Regions from separate parts of the Homo sapiens genome. Here region 1 is linked to region 2. A link is an interaction called in ENCODE POLR2A ChIA-PET data of the cell type or tissue named here. Cell type or tissue: PC-9. All regions are shown on one strand. Each heading gives the region's core, and the rest is flanking DNA. Links, peaks and the distances in the headings are about the cores only.

What was found. ChIA-PET counts read pairs that join two places held together with the same protein. Peaks named below come from ENCODE experiments on the same cell type or tissue, not always from the same donor. Only the 100,000 strongest peaks of a DNase experiment are listed, where the experiment ranks them.
Region 1: POLR2A ChIA-PET joins it to region 2 with 5 read pairs; 1 of 35 experiments calls an interaction of 5 or more read pairs at or near these places.

Annotation. Positions count from the first base shown.
Region 1 is chr10:110,505,923-110,517,276 of GRCh38, forward strand. It overlaps DUSP5 (dual specificity phosphatase 5), which reads left to right. Exons shown (of 4, transcript NM_004419.4): 3 at 1,013-1,232; 4 at 4,098-5,611. The coding sequence ends at 4,504. Among named protein-coding and RNA genes, the nearest start is that of DUSP5, 14 kb to the left of the region's middle. RefSeq lists enhancers at 6,270-6,349, 6,780-6,829, 6,910-7,179. In PC-9, for the core only: no CTCF peak of the experiment used is centred there; no DNase peak of the experiment used is centred there; H3K27ac peaks cover 1,723 bases.
Region 2 is chr10:110,598,649-110,609,504 of GRCh38, forward strand. SMC3 (structural maintenance of chromosomes 3) reads left to right here. Exons shown (of 29, transcript NM_005445.4): 21 at 1,006-1,164; 22 at 1,791-1,898; 23 at 2,374-2,482; 24 at 2,989-3,236; 25 at 3,318-3,530; 26 at 3,826-4,017; 27 at 4,177-4,354; 28 at 4,536-4,642; 29 at 5,583-7,400. The coding sequence ends at 5,654. Among named protein-coding and RNA genes, the nearest start is that of SMC3, 36 kb to the left of the region's middle. In PC-9, for the core only: CTCF peaks have their summits at 2,047 (motif pointing left) and 2,246; no DNase peak of the experiment used is centred there; H3K27ac peaks cover 387 bases.

The DNA.
Region 1 (11,354 bases), core at 4,017-9,016, 89 kb before region 2:
CAGCACCTTCAACAAACCCCCGTGTGAAGAAGGTCAGAGGCGGGGAAGCCCCTCTGCTTGTGGCCTGACAACATTTTTTATCTAAAGATTCTGAGTAGGTAGTGGTTATTTTCATTTCTAAAAAGCATACTTTTTTGTGGAGGTGGAGGTGCATTTTAACATCTCTAAAACCTGGGTGCATCTTAGGATCAACAGTGTCTTAGGTTTGATGAAATACACCATATAGGCTAGGCTTGGTAGCTCATGCCTATAATCCCAGCACTTCAGGAGGCTGAGGTAGGAAGATCGCTTGAGGCCAGGAGTTGAAGACCATTCTGGGCAACATAGCAAGAACTCATCTCTACCAAAAAAATTATAAAATTAGCCAGGCATGGTGGTACATGCCTGTAGGCCCAGCTACTCGGGAGACTGAGACGGTAGGATCTCTTCAGCGTAGGAATTCAAGATTACAGTGAGCTATGATTGTGCCGCTGCACTGCAGCCTGGGTGACGGAGCAAGACTCTGTCTTTCCAAAAAGGAAAAAAAAAATACACTATGTAAAATGTCAAGGCTGTAAAGGAGGACACACACCATGTTGAGTCCTGGTCCATTTTATCTGTAAAGAAAGCAAGACTGTCCCAAGGCATAGGAGATTGCCCTGGTACTCTCAGGGCAGCTGTAACTTCAACACAGGCCTGTCAATTTTTCCCATATTACCACATGGCTTCTCATCCTTGTCAGCGCAGGAAGGCTGTCGGCATATCCTGCCTCCTGGATATGTGCAAAAAAGTGAACTCTTTGCTGTGTGGATTTTGCTGTCATTGAGTCACAAGGCAGTCACATAAGGTAGAGAGTTGGCCAGGATGGAGATACAACCACACTTGGTTGAACTGCCCTGGCTCTGAACTCCACTTGGAAACCAGAAAGGGAACCACCCATCTTAAGAAACAAATAGGTCGGAGTTGTTTTTTCCTCTCTCAAATGAACAAGCTAATCCAATATTTCCTGATTGTCCTTTGTCCCTGCATCCAGGGTGGCCCAGTTGAAATCCTTCCCTTCCTCTACCTTGGAAGTGCCTACCATGCATCCAAGTGCGAGTTCCTCGCCAACCTGCACATCACAGCCCTGCTGAATGTCTCCCGACGGACCTCCGAGGCCTGCGCGACCCACCTACACTACAAATGGATCCCTGTGGAAGACAGCCACACGGCTGACATTAGCTCCCACTTTCAAGAAGCAATAGACTTCATTGGTAGGTTTAGCCATTCCCCTTCAGTTATTTTGGGAGCCCCTTTGGGGCATGTGTTCTTGACTTTTGATGCCCTGATGGAAGCTACCTTCACTGAAAGAAAAGTGTCTTGTATATGCCGCTGCTGAGAGTTGGAGCCAACATGGGATGCAGCTACCAAAAAGGTGGAAGGGAGGATTTAAGTTGCTATGAATAGGAGCTTTAATTTGCAAGATAAATGAATTAATATAATTTTATGGCAGTACTCACTGTCGATCTTGTTATTGTTTCTAGCTGGGCAGGAGCTGAGTGTATCCCTGCGTAATGCTCCACACAAGGAAAGCAGGGGGAAGAACCTCCCTAACTGTGCTTCTACGTAGGTTGGGTTTATTTTTAAAAGCAAACAGAAGGATTCAGAGAGCACTACTTACGCACTGAGCCCCAAGGGCCCCCAGCAGCTTTCCATACTCTTGGTGAACGGCTTGGGGCAATTTGTTTTGCATTTTCAGCTAATTTTGGATTAAAGATAGCACTTGACTCAAGCTCCATGCTGTATGCACAGAAAAGTTGGCATCTTTTGCCTGCTTTCTGCATTCTTGTTACGCAGTTATTTATTCCATTGCATAGACCTGAAAACCGAGGCCTTGGCCTCTGGTCCCTCTGCCAGGAAAGGGCTGTGGCCTTAGGGTTTCCAGGTCCTCTGTGTTGCCTGGATTGTTCTCCCATTTGGCATCTTCTCCTCCCCCATCCATCTTCCTAGGAGGCTGGCCTGACTTTTTTCTGTTTCAGATTTGCAAGTACCAGTCTCTAACCTTGTGATCATGCCCCGTTTTCCAGCTCCCATCTTCCTCTTTAACATACGTAGTTGTTGAAACTGACGCGTGATTTTCCTGTCTCTTGTTCCAAGGGATGTTGGAGGAGGAAAGGCAGGTGTTAGCACAGCAATAATTACTTAGTGCAGATAGCAATTAAAGGTCCCCCTTGAGCCACATAGTGGCCCTCTGTTCACCACACAATTTCTGCTCCCCAGGAAACCCTGACGAGAAACTCATCAGAGGCAAAAGGCCGAGCCTGTCCTGCTTGTCCCCTGAGCCTCTGGGCTGAAATGATTCCTTTGGAGCTTGAAAGGCAGCCAAATGATGGGTTCAGGGTGGGAAACCCTTGACTTGTTCTCCCTGTCCCTGGGAATGCCTTGCCCTTCTCAGCCTGTTATTTAATTACCTGGGTAGCTACTTCATGAGGTCATGAAACACGCCCCCATCCAGTTCTCAGAACCCTCCCTCCCCATCCTGTGTGTGTATTGTGTCTGTGTACGCACAATCCACAAACCCACAGCAGTTTGAAAGCACAGGATGCTTTTTCTCCGATTGCTTGCCCTGCTAATGGAAGGAGAGACTGGGTCTCCCCAGTGAGCCATGTGCTGAATATATGCTGACCCCTTCCAAGGGAAGAGGGCCATGTGGAAGGCAGGCTCCGAGGTGTCGAGTGGGCTCCAGAGGCAATACACTCTGGACCCTTTGCATTCTTGGATGTGGCACTAGGCCAGTTAAAAGCTAAACTTTGAAGGAGGCCAACAGAGGAGCGAAGGGAGATAGGAGCCCGACTCTGTAATTCTAGGGACTTGGGGGTCTCCCCTTTGAACTAATTTAAAGAGACTGTTTTGTTGTTTCTTTTGAGTCAGACTGAATTGGAGGACACCCCTATTGAACTGCTTTGGGGTATGCTGTGGGGTTTTTGTTCAGATGGGGAAACTCTAGGATTCCTCCCTGATGCCTCAGAAATTTTATCTTTTAGATCTTGCAGATTGATTTGCATACTTTGACCTTGGGGCAGGGAAGTGGAGGGTGGTAAGGGGAATGACTTTTTCTTTTGGCCCTTCAAAATCGTAAATGTTTTTGCGTATTGTAGCCTGCGTAGTGCCAGCTACATCTAACTTCCTGTGATGTAATTGTTTCCTCACTAGCAAGAGAGGGAATTGGAAAGACTGTATTTTTTGTGGATTTGATGTGTACGTATCTTTAACCTTTCACCCCTTCCCATTTTTAATAGTTGTAGCTGGTTTTCTGGGGGCAGGGGGCTGGGAGGTAGAACAGGAAGGGAGGCATCCTCCCCTTTTTGTCATATTGAGCTAAAGAATGCTAACTGATGGTGGTAGCTTTATAGCAGCGACTCCCATTGTTGAGCAAGATGGAATTTGTGAAAGCCATTTATATCCTCCGTCTAGTAGGCGTCACTTAGCCAGGGCTATAATTAGTGGCCATGCGCTATTTATTGTGTGTTTGGTGGTGAGAACCCTGGGAGCTGAGCCAAGCATCCTGCCCTGGCACAGCCAGACAGGGTGCCCGGAGAGACCGGAAGGCCTCTACCAGGATCGGGGTTAGGTTGTTACCCTTAGAATCAGACCTGGAGAGACAAGAGTTGCTTCTCCAAGTCAGTCTTTGAGCCTGGGATGCTCTCCTTAGAAAAATGTATGTGCCCAATAAAAATGTGCACAATTTCAAGGATTTTCCAATGCCCTCTTGGAACCATCAGTGGAACCTAGGTTAAGATGGCATCCCCAGGAAGGGACTGCTCCAGGTCCATCGCCTCCAGAGGCAGAATCTGCAAGTATCTTGGGAACTGTAAAGCTTCTGTGTGCTTATGTCTCTTGTGACAATAGCTGCTGTAAACTGTAAAGGTCCTACTTGGGGATAGTCTTTGCTGGGACCCCAAAAGCTCTATCCTCACCAGTGGGGATTAAAGACTGGCAGAAGTGTAGTGTAGGGCCGTGGCTCTTAGGCAGGCACAACAGTTTCATATCTAGGTTACTCCAGTGTTTGATTCTTGTGTTTTGCCATTGCCCTTAGATTCTAATCCCAACTCACTCCCACCATCTTTTCTTCCTTCCAGACTGTGTCAGGGAAAAGGGAGGCAAGGTCCTGGTCCACTGTGAGGCTGGGATCTCCCGTTCACCCACCATCTGCATGGCTTACCTTATGAAGACCAAGCAGTTCCGCCTGAAGGAGGCCTTCGATTACATCAAGCAGAGGAGGAGCATGGTCTCGCCCAACTTTGGCTTCATGGGCCAGCTCCTGCAGTACGAATCTGAGATCCTGCCCTCCACGCCCAACCCCCAGCCTCCCTCCTGCCAAGGGGAGGCAGCAGGCTCTTCACTGATAGGCCATTTGCAGACACTGAGCCCTGACATGCAGGGTGCCTACTGCACATTCCCTGCCTCGGTGCTGGCACCGGTGCCTACCCACTCAACAGTCTCAGAGCTCAGCAGAAGCCCTGTGGCAACGGCCACATCCTGCTAAAACTGGGATGGAGGAATCGGCCCAGCCCCAAGAGCAACTGTGATTTTTGTTTTTAAGACTCATGGACATTTCATACCTGTGCAATACTGAAGACCTCATTCTGTCATGCTGCCCCAGTGAGATAGTGAGTGGTCACCAGGCTTGCAAATGAACTTCAGACGGACCTCAGGGTAGGTTCTCGGGACTGAAGGAAGGCCAAGCCATTACGGGAGCACAGCATGTGCTGACTACTGTACTTCCAGACCCCTGCCCTCTTGGGACTGCCCAGTCCTTGCACCTCAGAGTTCGCCTTTTCATTTCAAGCATAAGGCAATAAATACCTGCAGCAACGTGGGAGAAAGAAGTTGCTGGACCAGGAGAAAAGGCAGTTATGAAGCCAATTCATTTTGAAGGAAGCACAATTTCCACCTTATTTTTTGAACTTTGGCAGTTTCAATGTCTGTCTCTGTTGCTTCGGGGCATAAGCTGATCACCGTCTAGTTGGGAAAGTAACCCTACAGGGTTTGTAGGGACATGATCAGCATCCTGATTTGAACCCTGAAATGTTGTGTAGACACCCTCTTGGGTCCAATGAGGTAGTTGGTTGAAGTAGCAAGATGTTGGCTTTTCTGGATTTTTTTTGCCATGGGTTCTTCACTGACCTTGGACTTTGGCATGATTCTTAGTCATACTTGAACTTGTCTCATTCCACCTCTTCTCAGAGCAACTCTTCCTTTGGGAAAAGAGTTCTTCAGATCATAGACCAAAAAAGTCATACCTTCGAGGTGGTAGCAGTAGATTCCAGGAGGAGAAGGGTACTTGCTAGGTATCCTGGGTCAGTGGCGGTGCAAACTGGTTTCCTCAGCTGCCTGTCCTTCTGTGTGCTTATGTCTCTTGTGACAATTGTTTTCCTCCCTGCCCCTGGAGGTTGTCTTCAAGCTGTGGACTTCTGGGATTTGCAGATTTTGCAACGTGGTACTACTTTTTTTTTCTTTTTGTCTGTTAGTTATTTCTCCAGGGGAAAAGGCAATAATTTTCTAAGACCCGTGTGAATGTGAAGAAAAGCAGTATGTTACTGGTTGTTGTTGTTGTTCTTGTTTTTTATAGTGTAAAATAAAAATAGTAAAAGGAGAAAAGCACTTCTTCATGTTGTTGGTGAATTGGGATAAGGTAGGAATACCCTTGGGTGGGGACCCAGCCTGCTTCATTGGGATTTATTTGTAAATGAACAACAGGGTGATGGTGGTGGAGGTGCAGCTATAGGCATGACGATACAGAATGTTGCTTTCCAACTGAGGGGTTTCCCTAAGCTAACCGGCAAGAGAATTCCTTAGTGCAGGCCTCATAGGGAGGTGGTGAGAGTATCTGCCCACTCAGGGCCCTTCACTGCCATCGCACTAGGCAAAGAGCTCTACTTGAACCTCAGATTCCTCACCTGTGAAGAGTGAGCTGAGTTAGATGATCCCAAGAGTCCCTTAAAGCATAAGGCCCTTGGTTCCAGTAAGCCTGAGTGCCAAGCTTGTGGCCAGCTACCTCCCTCCAGTGCCTGGCATATGGCAGACTCAGAAAAGGCTGGGTAAGTGGCCAAGGGATGGAGAAGTGAATGAGGTGAAAGTTTGCCCTGCCAGCCTGCCTGACGCCCTCTTTCCACTCTTGCAACTAATTCTAGATAATTCCCCAGGAGTTCCAACGTAAATCCCTCAATGAGTAGGTTTAAATCCAAGGCTGAATCGACTTGCTTTGTGAGTAACTTCCTCTGCGTAGGTGGAGGAAGGAAGGGGCAGTTGTCAGCTTCTCCCCATGATTGGCTCTGCCTGGGCTCCAGCCTAACTCCTGGGTCCTGTTCCTAATCTGAGGGAACAGGGAGCTGGTTGGGGTTTATGCCATCCCAGTCAGCTGATAAATAACAGGGATTCCAGCCATACTTCTCAATGCTGGAGGGTCCAAAGGGTGTCCAGTTCTCCCGACATGCATTGTGTCAACAAATAGCAAGATGGTGGCAGAGCACAGGCAGCCCAGCTCTCTAAATTCCTCACCTCAAAGGCTTTGCGTGAGGTCTTTCTCTCCACCTGTCTTTCCTTTCCCCAACTGTGTTCAGAGGTTCCTTGGAAAGTCCACAGATGAGAAGGTCACCCAGGGTTAGGATGCTGAATTTCTTTCAGCCCACTCCCCTCATCTGTGTAACCAAACAGCTTCCACAGTGAAGAGCACTAGACCAGATGGTGAGAAGTTGTGGGTTCTAGCCCTTGCCCTTCCCCCAGCTCTCCAGTGGTTTGGAGCTAATCTCCAACCTCTGTGGACTAGATTTCTCCAGGGCTCTTATCTAGCTGGTGCCTAATCCCTCGTGGTGTCCCATCTCTGAGCCTCTGACCAGCCTTGGAGTGTGTCCCTGAAGCCTGCCCATTGTGTGGGCCTATGCAGGTGCTGAGTGGCTAAAGGAACCTTGGGTAGGGAGAGCCGGGGAGTAGGAAGCTGGATGCAGGCTGGGGTGATGTGCTAAGCTCAGCCCACTTGCTGACATTTGCTTTATTGCATTAAAGTCTTTCTCTGAAGGGTGAGTAAGTCCTCTAAATCAGGCATATGAGGATTGCTCATCGGCGGGTGAGTCACTGGAGGGTAAGCCAAGTGAAGCCCCACAGCTGGAGATGGCTCTAGAACCCTCACTCCACTTAATAGTCTCTTCATTGATTACATCTCCATTCTTGCCAAGACCAACTCTACACTGGCTTCCAGTGCCAAATGGGGAATTCAAGCTGATGGCGTTTAGATCCTTCATCCCCAGGTTTTGAGAAACACCTCTGTCGGTCTCCAAGCATCATCGCACATAGAGATGTGTTCAGGAGAAGAAAGATGTTAGTTCTCTCTTTCCCGGCTGTACCTGTAGGAAGCCCCCTCAGATCCACCCTAGCTAATGAGCTAGGCCAGATGGGGCAGGAGTTGTGTGAGCAGTCTCTAACCAGGATCCAGTGTGCTGGCAGGAGTCCTGGGTACTGTGGATCTTCACTGTGTGAGGCCCTCAGGAAAGTGCCTCACCAATTTCAATACTCTGAACAGCTCTATCTCTTTGAGTTACTGGTTGTTCTTCTGAACACCATAAAGCTCATGACTGCTCTGTTTCCCTTCCTTGCTAAGGCCACCAGGCAGCTCAGAACTAAACTCTTAGCCCACTTCTGGCAGTTTTGTAGGAACTTAACATGAATTTTGGGTGTTGATTCCACCGTTTCCTTTAAAATTTCCCATCTTTATTTTTCTTTTACTTCCATTTCCTCATCATTCTTAAAAAGAACAGCAAAACTTTTACACCCTCTTTAAATAGACTCCACTGCATTTATGGAATGAAATAGGGTATAAATATATAGAGAGTAGCCTGTGCATCCTCAGTGTTACTATTGTTCAACTCACTCTGAAGGGTTCATCCATAAGACTGGGTTCCTTTACCTTTTCAGTGAGTCTGCCAAGTCCTGTATTACTTCTGAAATAGATTCTGTACAGAGCCCAAACCTCATAGCTGGGGCCCTGGATCCTTGCCTCAGAATCACTAGCACTGCCCTATACTTTCAGCCTTGTATTCTGCTGCCAGTACCATTCTATGGAGAGTGTTGGCACTGATGGACGGATGCTCAAAGCTACAGCGCAGGCCCTCCTGACCCCTAACCACTGGATGGGATGGAGGGGACTCCCATGCTTAGATAACCATCACCCTTCCATCCACTTGACAACCCCTGCTAGAACCTGGAATTCAGGGGAAAACAGCCAAACAGCCATATGGCCCCACCCTCATGGGTCCATGAGTACTGATGACTGTTCACTGGCTTTCTGTCCCTGCCTGGAGCCGACCTCCTTAGTTGGACCAATGTCGTTAGCCCCACACAATCCCCTTCTCCAGCTCCCCTCTTCTAGGCTCTAGCTTCATCTTCTATCTGTGGTTCAGCACAACCTTGTACCCAAGCTCCTCAGATTTGCCAGCCTGTGGTTATGGCTGTGTTACTGTGCCAGCAATCCACACCCTACTCAGCCCACCCCTTAGTCTCTCTTGCATTGTTCATTAATTTTTTTTTTTTTTTTTTTTTTTTTTTTTTTTTTTTTTTTTTTTTTAGAGGGAGTCTTGCCCTGTCGCCCAGGCTGGAGCGCAGTGGCCCCATCTCAGCTCACTGCAACCTCCACCTCCTGGGTTCAAGCAATTCTCCTGCCTCAGCCTCCCAAGTAGCTGGGATTACAGGCATGTGCCACCATGCCCGGCTGATTTTTGTATTTTTAGTAGAGACAAGGTTTTACCATGTTGGCCAGGCTGGTCTTGAACTCCTGACCTTGTGATCCACCCTCCTCAGCCTCCCAAAGTGCTGGGATTACAGGCGTGAGCCACTGCGCCTGCCTATAAATGTTTTTATATCTCATTTTTACAGATGCACAAACTGAACCTCAGAAATATTAAGTAACTTGCCCAAAGTCACACAGTTAGCAAAAGGTAGAGCTCGAATGAAGCTATTTCATTGATCTTGTACCCCTCTGAACACCTGGGGTATATAATAGGTACTTCTGTCCATTGGGCTTTTGTTTGCAAGGAAGTCTCCTCAGTCTACTTTAAGGAAAAGTGTTTGTGGATAAATGCAAATAGCACTGAATCCCCAGTTATATTCCATTCCAGCCACATTGGCTTTCTGACAATCCCTTAAACATGCCAACATCCCTCCTGCCTCAGGACCTTTGCACATGCTGGTCCCTCTGACTGGAATCTTTCTCCTATAAATTCCCCCTCCAACCGATTAACTCATACTGGTTTTTCGCCTCTCAGTTCAAAATTCACCTTGCCAGGAAAGCCCTCCCAGACTAGGTCAGATGTCCCTATTGGCTCTCATAGTCTTCTATATCTTTTCTTCGTATTTCATCAAAGTTTAAAAATTTTTCATTTCTCTGTGATTATTTTATTAACGTCATCTCCTTCAGACTAGAAACACCGGGAGAACAGAGATTACATTGCATTTCAAGAGTAACCAAGGACAGGGTCTGACTTATCCTAGGTATTCAATGAGTACTGGTTGAGTGAAGGAGTGAAGAAGTGACAAACAGAATGAAACGCTGGTCAGAAGCAGAAGCTGTTCTCTCCGTTTCTCTCAGAGCCCCTATGACCCTCCAAACGTGAGTTTCTTTATCCTGGACCTATTTGCCAGTTCCTCCCCAATCCTGGAGGAAGCAGATTCCCAGCCTTAGCTAATTACTGCTACCTTATTGGTCAGAGGCCATGGTACCCCCTCACCTCGTTGGTCACTGGTCAGCCTACGGCTGGGCTGCCCTTGGGTCAGATGCCCACCCTGGGATCAATCGGTTTCCTCTAAGTTCAGAGACCTGCCTCGCTCAGACTCTGAGACTTGAGCGTTCCATAAGAAGTCCCCAGAAAACTGCCATAAAGAAAAACCCTACCGATCACTTGAGCCCAGGAGGTTGAGGCTGCAGTGAACCATGATCACACAACTGCACTCTAACCTGGGCGATAGAGCGAGGCCTTGTCTCAAAATAAATAATAAAACAACCCTTCCCTGCTTGCCCCAAAGTGATCAATTGTGGTAACTAAATTTTATTTTGTTTTCTTTTTTTATTTTTTATGGTTTTTTTTTTTTTTTTTTTTGAGACGGAGTCTCGCTGTCGCCCAGGCTGGAGTGCAGTGGCGCAATCTCGGCTCACTGCAGGCTCCGCCCCCTGGGGTTCACGCCATTCTCCTGCCTCAGCCTCCCGAGTAGCTGGGACTACAGGCGCCCGCCACCTCGCCCGGCTAATTTTTTGTATTTTTAGTAGAGACAGGGTTTCACCGTGTTAGCCAGGATGGTCTCGATCTCCTGACCTTGTGATCCGCCCGCCTCGGCCTCCCAAAGTGCTGGGATTACAGGCGTGAGCCACCGCGCCCGGCCTTTATGTATTTATTTTTGAGATGGAGTCCTGCTCTGTCATCCAGGCTGGAGTGCAGTGACACAATCTTGGCTGACTGCAGCCTCCGCCTCCCGGGTTCAGGTGATTCTCATGCCTCAGCCTCCCCCAGTAGCTGGGATTACAGGCGTGTAGCACCATGCCTGGCCTTTTTTTTTTTTTTTTTCGGTATTTTTAGTAGAGACGAGGTTTCACCATGTTAGCCAGTCTGGTCTCGAACTCCTGACCTCAAGTGATCCACCTGCCTTGGCCTCCCAAAGTGCTGGGATTACAGGTGTGAGCCACTGTGCCCGGCCATGGTAACTGAAATTTAAATCCTGGTTCATTTGTACTAGTAGGTCCGATCCCTTCCCACTATTCCATCACCCATCCCCAGTACACACCCGTTCACTTACGAAGTTTACAGAAACCAAGAAGCCACCAAACAGGGGCTTAAAGCAGGCCCTTGAAGTATCTGTGCATTTTTCATTCTGGGCTTCTTCCAGAGGTGAGGAGAAAATGTTTTGGTTAAAAGGAACTAACCTCCCAAATGGTGAAGCCTCATATATGTCACCATGGTAGAAAGATGAAAAACTATCCCCACAAGGAAACAACAGTGGACTTAGAATCAGGAAGCATGGCTTCTGGTGCCAGACACGAGGGAACCCTACTGTCTGGGACCCACAAGGGAAGCTGCTCCCAAAGGCAACCTGTATGTACGTGAGTGTAAGTGTGGAAGGAGGAGGGGGAGCCAGGAGCAGGTCCTGTAATGCCCTAAAGTTGCCAGACTGCAAGTAATTTCAAAAGTTCACATAGTTCTATCTCCTGCTTCAGAAGAACCATCCCCAAACTAGGCCAGAATGACCTGTTTTCTATAGAAAAGCAGGGGAGAGAGATAATGTATTGAATATTTACTATGGTCCAGCTGTGTGCTGGGTGCTTTGCATATGTTCTCTCACTTAAGATCTGCAAG
Region 2 (10,856 bases), core at 318-5,317:
ACCTGCCTTGCCCTCCCGAAGTGCTGGGATTACAAGTGTGAGCCACTGTGCCCAGGCTAGACCCATACTTTTGGATATCTACATCTATTTTACCATTCTTAAACCCATGGATACCCAAAGTCTCCTATTGTTGGCACGTTCAAACTTTCCACCTTCATTGAACAAATAGGCATTTGAAGCTGTGACATAAGAGTACTGTCTGATGGTCAGTTTTTGTCAGTAACCATTTTTATCTGAAGCACAATGGAATTAGTTGAATATTTGATTCCGTTTTGTCCAGATTGTATTAAAATTAGAAAGCAAACTTATAAGTGATAGTGTGTTATTGGTCTCATAAACTTGACAGTTTTGACAAATCTTTTACTTAGTATAATACTAAAACTACAAAGAGCTTAAAAAAAAAAAAAAAGATGTGCCTACAGTTGTACCATCCCAACCATATTCTGACAACTTTTTATTTTTTGAGGGGGATGGAGTCTCGCCCTATCGCCCAGGCTGGAGTGCAATGGCGTGATCTCGGCTTACTGCAACCTCCACTTCCTGGGTTCAAGCAATTCTCCTGCCTCGGCCTCCAGAGTAGCTGGGATTGCAGGCGTGTGCCTCCACACCCAGCTAATTTTTGTATTTTCAGTATAGACGGGTTTCACCATGTTGGCCAGGCTCGTCTCGAACTCCTGACCTCGTGATCCACCCACCTTGGCCTCCCAAAGTGCTGGGGTTACAGGCGTGAGCCACTGCGCCCGGCAACTTTTTGTTCTTATAATATGCCTGAAGATTTTTGTATAGTTTAATCATGGAATATGATCTGCCCCACCCTGCCCCACCTATACTATTACATCATATTTTTCTTGTTGCTAGAGTCCTAATTACCAAATTAATAGGCACCTAATATTTGAGTTGATATGTCTATATATTTAGCTCAATCAAATATAGATTGTTTTAAAATTTTCACTATAAGTAATACAGTGGCTAATACCTTACTAATAAATGGATAATGTCATATAGCAACGTAGCTTACAGAGTTTGGAGGCAAGCTTGCATGCTATGGAGTCTACCAGAGAGTCATTGAAAGCAGAACTGGGAACTGATTTGCTTTCTCAACTGAGTTTGGAAGATCAGAAGAGAGTAGATGCACTGAATGATGAGATTCGTCAACTTCAGCAGGTAAGTAGACAGCTGACTGGAAAAAGAATTCGTTAGTAATTGGCTATTGTGAAAAGGGCCTTTCTTGCTAACTAGGGCAATATGAAAGAAAAGAACTGAGAAAATATTAAAATGAGGCTTGGACTTTTAATATACATAGGAGTAAATAAGATTTTGTTTTTCTAAACCAATCTAGCTAGGTTAGGATTATACAAGAAATTTTCATTTCCTTAAAATTTAGTTAATTAGCATTACTTATTAGTTGTAAGTATTGCTATGAGTTTGAGCTTGTTAGCCTTACCATATTTATCTTACTGCCTTTACATATTTAATGTTTTGATCAAGCATTTTAATTGATTTTTAAAACTGCATAGATGTAAACTACCAACACCGATTCTAAAAAATGAAAAGCATTTAAAGAAACTGTTTTTGACAGCATGCGTTATAAAAAGGGCCAGCCACAAAAATTTAACATTATGAATTGATAAGAGAAAAATGAAGAAAGTATAGGGCTTTTTTGAAGAATATAACATATTAAACTTCATTTCAGCTCACATGAGCACAAGTACTAGAGAGGACAGCAAATGAGCACCATTCCTGTGTGTGAAATGTACATGCTTATATAGACAACTTTTTCTTAATTCTAGGAAAACAGACAGTTGCTAAATGAAAGAATTAAATTAGAAGGTATTATTACTCGAGTAGAGACTTATCTCAATGAGAATCTGAGAAAACGCTTGGACCAAGTAGAACAGGTGTGTATGTGTTTTTTTTTTTTTTTTTAAGGGCTCCTTGGTGGCCATGACCTATTGCAAGTGGTTATATCAGAGGCTCTGATTGAAAGCATGGGCTTTGGGGACAGAAAGCTTAGTGTCTTGTGGGCCTTGGGTTGGAATTCTGCCACCTAGTGTGTGATTTTGGACAAGTCACTATTTCTAAGCCTCAGTTTCTTGTGTGAATTAAGCATTATCATACTTGTTTTATATAATTGCTATCCTGACACATTCTAAGTACTTTGTTAATATTTTTTCAGTGGTGGTTAGATGCTTAGAAATTTTCTAGTAATTGTGTCTTTTTTTTCTTCCCTTTAATGGATACTTCTAAGTATTTGTAATTATATGATGTATTTATATTTTTTTGTTTTCTTGAATGTTTATTCAGACAATAGCCATAGAAAATGTTGGCAGTCATAACATTTGAAACTAATGGAATTTGTATTTTTTGTTACAGGAACTTAATGAGCTGAGAGAGACAGAAGGGGGTACTGTTCTCACAGCCACAACATCAGAACTTGAAGCCATCAATAAAAGAGTAAAAGACACTATGGCACGATCAGAAGGTGAATTTTTATGTAGTAAAATTTTGTTTATATGCATGTTTTATAAAATTGTTTACTACAGAATGAAATGTCCAAATAGGCAGAAGCATATGCTAATGATTTTTTGTTTTCCATTATAAACAATGTATAGCAAATGGAATTTAGGAAGTTGACTATAAATAGTAACTTTTGTTTTACTGAAATGTTTATGACAATTTTGAGACCATAAATGATTCATTTTGTTGATAAAATATGAAATACCTGACGAAAGTTTCTCATCACTTAGTTGTTAGAAAATAACTATAGTTTATAAGCATTAACATTGAATAATGAAAATTATATATTTGAGTGACTCATATATACTTCTAATTTTGTACTGACTTAACATGGTTCATAAATTTTCACAGAAAATTTTAAACACAAAACCTAAAACCTATTTTGGTAGGTTTGATCATAAAAATCTATACTCAACATATAACACTGGCTTTATAGGTATTATAGCCTAATTTTGTTTCCCCCCATCTTAGATTTGGACAATTCCATTGATAAAACAGAAGCTGGAATTAAGGAGCTTCAGAAGAGTATGGAGCGCTGGAAAAATATGGAAAAAGAACATATGGATGCTATAAATCATGATACTAAAGAACTGGAAAAGATGACAAATCGGCAAGGCATGCTATTGAAGAAGAAAGAAGAGTGTATGAAGAAAATTCGAGAACTTGGATCACTTCCCCAGGAAGCATTTGAAAAGTACCAGACACTGAGCCTCAAACAGGTTGGTTTTAAATTTGAAGTCTTGTTACAAATTGCTCAGTATATAAATTTATTTATATGAATACATATTTTCTCTTTATAGTTGTTTCGAAAACTTGAGCAGTGCAACACAGAATTAAAGAAGTACAGCCATGTTAACAAAAAGGCTTTGGATCAGTTTGTAAATTTCTCCGAGCAGAAAGAAAAGTTAATAAAGCGTCAAGAAGAGTTAGATAGGGGTTACAAATCAATCATGGAACTGATGAATGTACTTGAACTTCGGAAATATGAAGCTATTCAGTTAACTTTCAAACAGGTATGTTTCGCTTTGTAGTTAAAACATACACACAGAGGACAAAAGCTTCCAGCTCTTTTCAGTTTGTAAAGATTTTAAAGCTGTTTTCCTCATTACCAGGTGAATCTAATACATGTGAACAAACCTAGCATATAGGTTTACAGTAACTTGAATGTTTTACACAGCCCTTAGAAGGATCTAGTCTGTTATCCTTGTTCTTAAGATTAAAAAATAATTGGTTGCTTTTAAATATTTTACTTAAGTGTTATATATAATTCTAAGCAAAATTTATATTTCAATCTGCTTTTGTTTTAAGGTATCTAAGAACTTCAGTGAAGTATTCCAGAAGTTAGTACCTGGTGGCAAAGCTACTTTGGTGATGAAGAAAGGAGATGTGGAGGGCAGTCAGTCTCAAGATGAAGGAGAAGGGAGTGGTGAGAGTGAGAGGGGTTCTGGCTCACAAAGCAGTGTCCCATCAGTTGACCAGTTTACTGGAGTTGGAATTAGGGTAAAATACCTTTATATTCCATTTTCCTCAGAGCATTACCATAATAGAATTTATAGTATCTTTTGCAAATCTGATTGGTGCATTATATGCAAGTTACTTTTGAAAGATGGTGGTGATTCTGCCCTTTAGGATATTAACTCATAATATGTTTATTTTTAGGTGTCATTTACAGGAAAACAAGGTGAAATGAGAGAAATGCAACAGCTTTCAGGTGGACAGAAATCCTTGGTAGCCCTTGCTCTGATTTTTGCCATTCAGAAATGTGACCCGGCTCCATTTTACTTGTTTGATGAAATTGACCAGGCTCTGGATGCTCAGCACAGAAAGGCTGTGTCAGGTACAGTTTCAGTACAGTTTTGGTTTTGTATTTAACAATAAGCTGGTAATATTTGCTGATGTATATATGAAAAAATCAAACTCAGGCAGTTTTGAATTTTAGTAAGAGTAAAGATAGTTGCTTTTTAAATTTTCAGATCTGCTGAAAAGAAATTTGTTAAAGCACAATTTTCTTTTTACAGATATGATTATGGAACTTGCTGTACATGCTCAGTTTATTACAACTACTTTTAGGCCTGAACTGCTTGAGTCAGCTGACAAATTCTATGGTGTAAAGTTCAGAAATAAGGTAATTTTATTTTACATTGAGTTTAAGTTTGTATTTATTCAATTATATTTGTTGAATTCTGATTTTATGTTACTTAAATAGTGAAAGAAAACTTAGAAAGTCTTTGCTTATCTGATGTCTTTGTAAAGAAAGAACTTTTCCTTCAAATAACTATGAAGTTTAGCAGTATTTTATGGCGTTGCATTGGTTTTATTTTCATTGGCATTAATAAACAATATCTTTCTGTCCAGTCTATTCAATGCTTCTGTAATGCACAGTCTTTAACAATTATATATGTTCATTTGTATAGACTGCATAGCTCTTCCTGGGTGTCTTCCCAACCTTAAAATTCTTGATGAAATAGCAAAGTAATAGAAAGTGAACAAAAAGGTAGTTTAGATGTTTAGGCATGATATTTATTTCTTCAGAGCATTAAAATACATATTTTTTAAATCTATGCATTGAACAAACACCACTGTAAATAAAGGTTTTATAAGTCAGTGCTTCAGAATTATTTTCCTTCATATGTAAAATATAGGTGATAGGCCGGGCGCAATGGCTCATGCCTGTAATCCCAGCACTTTGGGAGGCCAAGGCAGGTAGATAACCAGGTCAGGAGTTTGAGACCAACGTGGCCAGTATGGTGAAACCCCCGTCTCTACTAAAAATACAAAAATTAGCTGGGCATGCTGGCGTGCACCTGTCGTCCCAGCTACTTGGGAGTCTGAGGCAGAATAATTGCTTGAACCTGGGAGGCGGAGGTAGCAGTGAGCCAAGATGGTGCCACTGCACTCCAGCCTGGGCAACAGAGCAAGACTCCATCTCAAAAAAAAAAAAAAAAAAAAAAACTAAAAATTAAAAAATGTAGTTAAATGTAGTTGATAGGCTGTATATATTTACCCTATACAATGTAAACACTGATGTAATTAACAGATTTTTGTTTTTAACATTTATTCTTCAGGTTAGTCATATTGATGTGATCACAGCAGAGATGGCCAAAGACTTTGTAGAAGATGATACCACACATGGTTAATTGGAAAATACTACCTACTGGTTTGGGAGATGTATATAGTAATATGATTCTCATACCCAGGAACTGTAAATTTAAACCTAAATATTTGGCCAATAGTTTTCAGACTTAAAGCATCATAGTCCTTTTATATTTGTCTTTGTATTTTATAAGATACTCTGTAATGTCATGTTTGTACTGATAGTTTAAGAATTTAATTTCCTGTACAACTTTTTGTAAAATGTTCTGCTCCTATTTTAAATGTTTTGAAACATGCTAAATATTCTTTCCTAATTATTTTATCACTTATACTACCTTTTTTATAGCTTCAATTAAATAATCGGTTTTATGACTAATATAGTGTTTTATGTGGCTTTTCATTTGTCATAGTCTCTTCCAGTGAGAACACTAATCAGATTGGATGTAAGGCCTCATTTTAACTTAATCACCTCTTTAAAAGACCTGTCTCCAAATACAGTTAAATTTGAGGTATTGAGGGTTAGGACTTCAACATGTGAGTTTGGGAAGGGAAGCACAAAATCAGCCCCTACCATGGTATATTTATCATTGATACATTACTATCAACTAAGCTCAAGATTTTATTCAGATTTGACTAGTTTTTCCACTAAGGCCCTTTTTCTTTTCTAGGATCCCACAGAGGATACATTACATTTACTTACATCTCCTCTAGTCTGTGACAATTTCTCTGTCATTGTTTATCATATCTTGACAATTTTGAATAATATTCACATATTTTGTAGAATGTCCCTCAAATTAGGTTTGTCTAATATTTTTCTCATGGTTAGATTGGAGCTAATACCACAGAAGCGAAGTATTCTCATTACCTCATATAATAGTACATATTATTAACATGTTTTATCACTGATGTTTACCTTGATCACCTACCCAACATTGTACTTGCCAGGTTTCTTTGTTGTGAAGTTACATTTTTTTCCCTTTCCATACTACTCTTTTCTTTGAAAGTAGGTCTTTAAGCACTGGGGGTCTCCTGTGACCCTGGAAAACTACCTCAATAGTCCTCGTAGCTTTTTGTAGATTCTTTGAGATTTTCTACATAGACAGTCATGTCATTTGCAAGAAAGAGGCAGTTTTATTTCTTCCTTTTCAAATATTTACCTTTAATTTCTTTTTCTTGATTTCCCCTGGCCTGAGTTTATACTGGTTATCTGCAGGAGAATTTGTTAGGAGCTACTCTTCCATCATTGGAAACCAGAAATACCTAAAGAGATACTTTTAAAATAAAGAAATAGTAATGGGACTTTAAATTGAATTTAAAAATGTGAGTTTACTTTGGGTTTTCATTTTGACTGGCTGAATCTTTAAATGTTCGGTGTATTATTTATACTTTGTAGCTTTGCTATAACATAACTGATCTATAATAGAGAATTTGGTATATGTTCTATCTATGACTACATTCAAAGGGTTACGTAACTATAATATCTTTCTAATATTTCTACCATTTTTCTTACACATTTACCCAAGAATTTTTCTCAAACAACTACCTAAGAATATTCATCATGAATGCTTGGTGTATAGTTTACGATTTGTAGAGTTGCTCTGATATGACCAACCCCTTATAATACAGAATTTGGTGTAAGGTAAGTTCCAGGATTCAATTCAAGGGATGTTACAAACATAACATCATTCTAGAACTTCTTAATATTGTTCTTAAGCATTTCCCCAAGGATATTAGTATAATGAAATGCCAGTAAATTTATAACAATAAAGCATCTAAATAATGAAACAAAATTTTTGTAAAAGCCTATATTCTTTGCGATATCTTAGTCATGAATTAATTCTAATGAGACTGAATAGAAAAATGTGACAATCCTGAGCATGCTTAACCCAGAAACTTAGAGGAAGGACAGACATTTACCCAAGGAGTTAGCCAGTGATTCATAAGAAAATCTATGCTTCTCTTTGGCTGGATAGTCCTTTCCTCAGAGTAGTACTGATTCTTCCACTTTGAGATTTTGTTAATACTGTTACAAATACATTACATTCACCATAGTGGAATTGAAGAACATATATTTTAAGAGATGGTGGGGGGGGTCTCATCCCATCACCCACGCTGGAGTGCGGTGGCAGGATCACAGCTCACTGCAACCTTGAACTCCTGGGCTCAGGTGATCTTCTGCTTTGGCCTGCCAATATTAATATTTTGGGGCATTTCCTTCAAATCTTCATAAAAAGTTTTGTGGTTTATGTTTATTCTAGGTGTATAATTTTATATCTTAGATTTTTAATTTAGTAATAATATAAAATATTCCTGTTTTAATGCTTTGGAAACAAGATTTTAATAGTCATATACTATTCTGTCAAGTAGAAGTAGCATAATTTACTTAAATATCCCACTGGAGGCTTAGATCGTTTTCTTTTGGCTAAAGTACCAAAAATGAATTAAAAAACAGATCAACATTTTTATACATAAAACTCCCAACATTTAGGATTATTTTCCCAGCGTAGATTCCTAGAAGTCAGAGTGTGAATATTTGTAAGGATTTTTGTATACTCTTTATGCTCTTTTTGAAAAAAATGTAAAATATGAAATGGTTAGTATGTAGGTTAAGGATTTGTCTACTCAAAATTAGTGAAATAGTAATTTTAGAAAATGATGTAATTTATAGAAATAATTTTACTGTGAATAATATAATCAGTAGAAAAGGGAGAAATAGAAAGGGAGGATTTCTTTTTTAAGAGTAAGCAATAGCCGGTCGGGCACGGTGGTTCACGCCTGTAATCCCAGCACTTTGGGAGGCCAAGGTGGGTGGATCACAAGGTCAGGAGATCGAGACCATCCTGGCTAACCTGGTGAAATCCCGTCTCCACTAAAAATACAAAAGATTCTCCGGGCGTGGTGGTGGGCGTCTGTAGTCCCAGCTACTGTGGAGGCTGAGGCAGGAGAATGGCGGTAGCCCGGGAGGCAGAGCTTGCAGTGAGCCTAGATCGTGCCACTGCCCTCCAGCCTGGGCGACAGAGCGAGACTCCATCTCAAAAAAAAAAAAAAAAGCAATAGCAAACGGGTCTTTGGAAATATTTAGTTAATTCTTAAAAGGTGTTTCTCTTTTAACAACTATCTAGGCCAGGCGCGGTGGCTCGGTGCCTGTAATCACAGCACTTTGGGAAGCTGAGGCAGGCGGATCACTTAAGGTCAAGAGTTCAAGACCAGCCTGGCCAACATGGTGAAACCCTGTTTCTACTAAAAATTAGCCGGGTGAGGTGATGCGGGCCTATAGTCCCAGCTGCTTGGGAGGCTGAGGCAGGAGAATCATTTGAATCTGGGCGGTGGAGGTTGCAGTGAGCTGAGATCGCACCACTGCACTCCAGCCTGGGAGACACAGCGAGACTCCGTCAAAAAAAAAAAAAAACAAAAAAAAAACCAAAACTCTCTTAATAAAAGGACTAGTACTTTGATTCAGCTTCCCACAAAGGGAGAATACCAGTGTTTAAGTAAAGTGAACAGTATTCAGATTTCACTATCACCCAGCAAATGGTCTTACACAGGATACAGCTTCCAGTTGTTGGGTGCTTGCCACAGAGGTGCAGAGATTATGTTCTGTCTTAAAGATTTAAGAAATCATTTTCTTAAAAATTCTGCTAGGTATAGTGGTTCATACCTGTAATACCAACATTTTTAGAAGCTGGAGCAGGATGATCATTTGAGCCAGGAGTTTGAGACCAGCCTGTGCAATGTAGTGAGACCCGATTTCTACAAAAAATTTAAAAACTAGCTGGGTTTGGTGGCTACACCTGTAGTCCCAGCTACTTGGGAGGCTGAGGTGGAAGGGGTCACGAGCCTGGGAGGTTGAGGCTACAATGCGCCATGATCATGCCACTGCACTCCAGCCTGGCAACAGAGCAAGACCCTGTCTCAAAAAAAAAAAGTGTTATATTTACGAAATAATATTCATTCTGTATCTTTTTACTTAGGCGTATCTCCTTATCCTGGAACACTGATAATCCAGGTTTGTGTATTTATGCTTAGTCAGCTATCTTAAATGGAGGGAAGTGCAAATGGAACCAGTTGCACATTAATGCAGTTTAAATGGTAACAGCAAAGTGTTAGCCTGCTGTTAAAAGTTAGGAGGATCTTTCCTTCCCTACTTGGTATTTTTTTCTTTTTTTTTTTTTCTCTTTTTTTTTAAAGAGAAGATAGGGCCTTACTCTGTCGTTCGGGCTGGAGTGCAGTGGTTCAATCATAGCTCACTGCAATCTCCAACTCCTGGGCTCAAGGGTTCCTCTCAGGGCACCTTCCCAAGTAGGTAGCTAGAATTACAGGTGTGTGCTAACACACCGGCTGATTTCTGATTTTTTAAGTAGATGGGGGTGGGGTCTCACTTTGCCCAGGCTGGTCTCGAACTCCTGGCCTCAAGTGATCCTTGGCTTCCCAAAGTGTTAGAATTACAGGTGTGAGTCACTGCAGCTGGCCCTTTTTTGTTTTAAAATTATATGTAATTAGGTGGAAATTATCCTCTCCTTTTGTGTGAAGATTGAACAGTGATATCCTTGTTTCCTTAGTTTTATCTTTTGGAAGAAACAATTCTTCTTTTCATCCGGGAAAAGTAAGAACAGAATCTGTTTCAATTGCCTATTGCCTAGAAGTGTTACAGCTTTTATTTTGGTCACATTAAGTAATTCTTGATAAAGTGGTTAACATTTCTAGAAGGAATATTATTTTGGCAAGAGCTCAGATTTCACAAAACGTGTCTTAAAAATGGCTTTCGGCCAGGCGTGTTGGCTCACGCCTGTAATCCCAACACTTCGGGAGGCCAAGGTGGGTGGATCACGAGGTTAGGAGATCCAGAGCATCCTGGCTAACACGGGGAAACCCTGTCTCTACTAAAAATACAAAAAATTAGCCGGGCCTGGTGGCGGGCGCCTGTAGTCCCAGGTACTCGGGAGGCTGAGGCAGGAGAATGGCGTGAACCCGGGAGGCAGAGCTTGCAGTGAGCTGAGATTGTGCCACTGCACTCCAGCCTGGGCGACTGAGCGAGACTCTATCTCAAAAAAATAAAGTGGCTTTCATATCTCCACTTTTTCTAAGTTAGGACTTTGAAGGATATATTTAGATCCAGAGATACAAAATTTTTTAGTTTAATACCTTAATTTTATAGACGAGGAAATCTGAAGCCCAGATTAGGTAAGTGACCCAAATGAATAAATGAGCACACACAGCTTAATAACCCACAGAGCCAGAACCAAGTC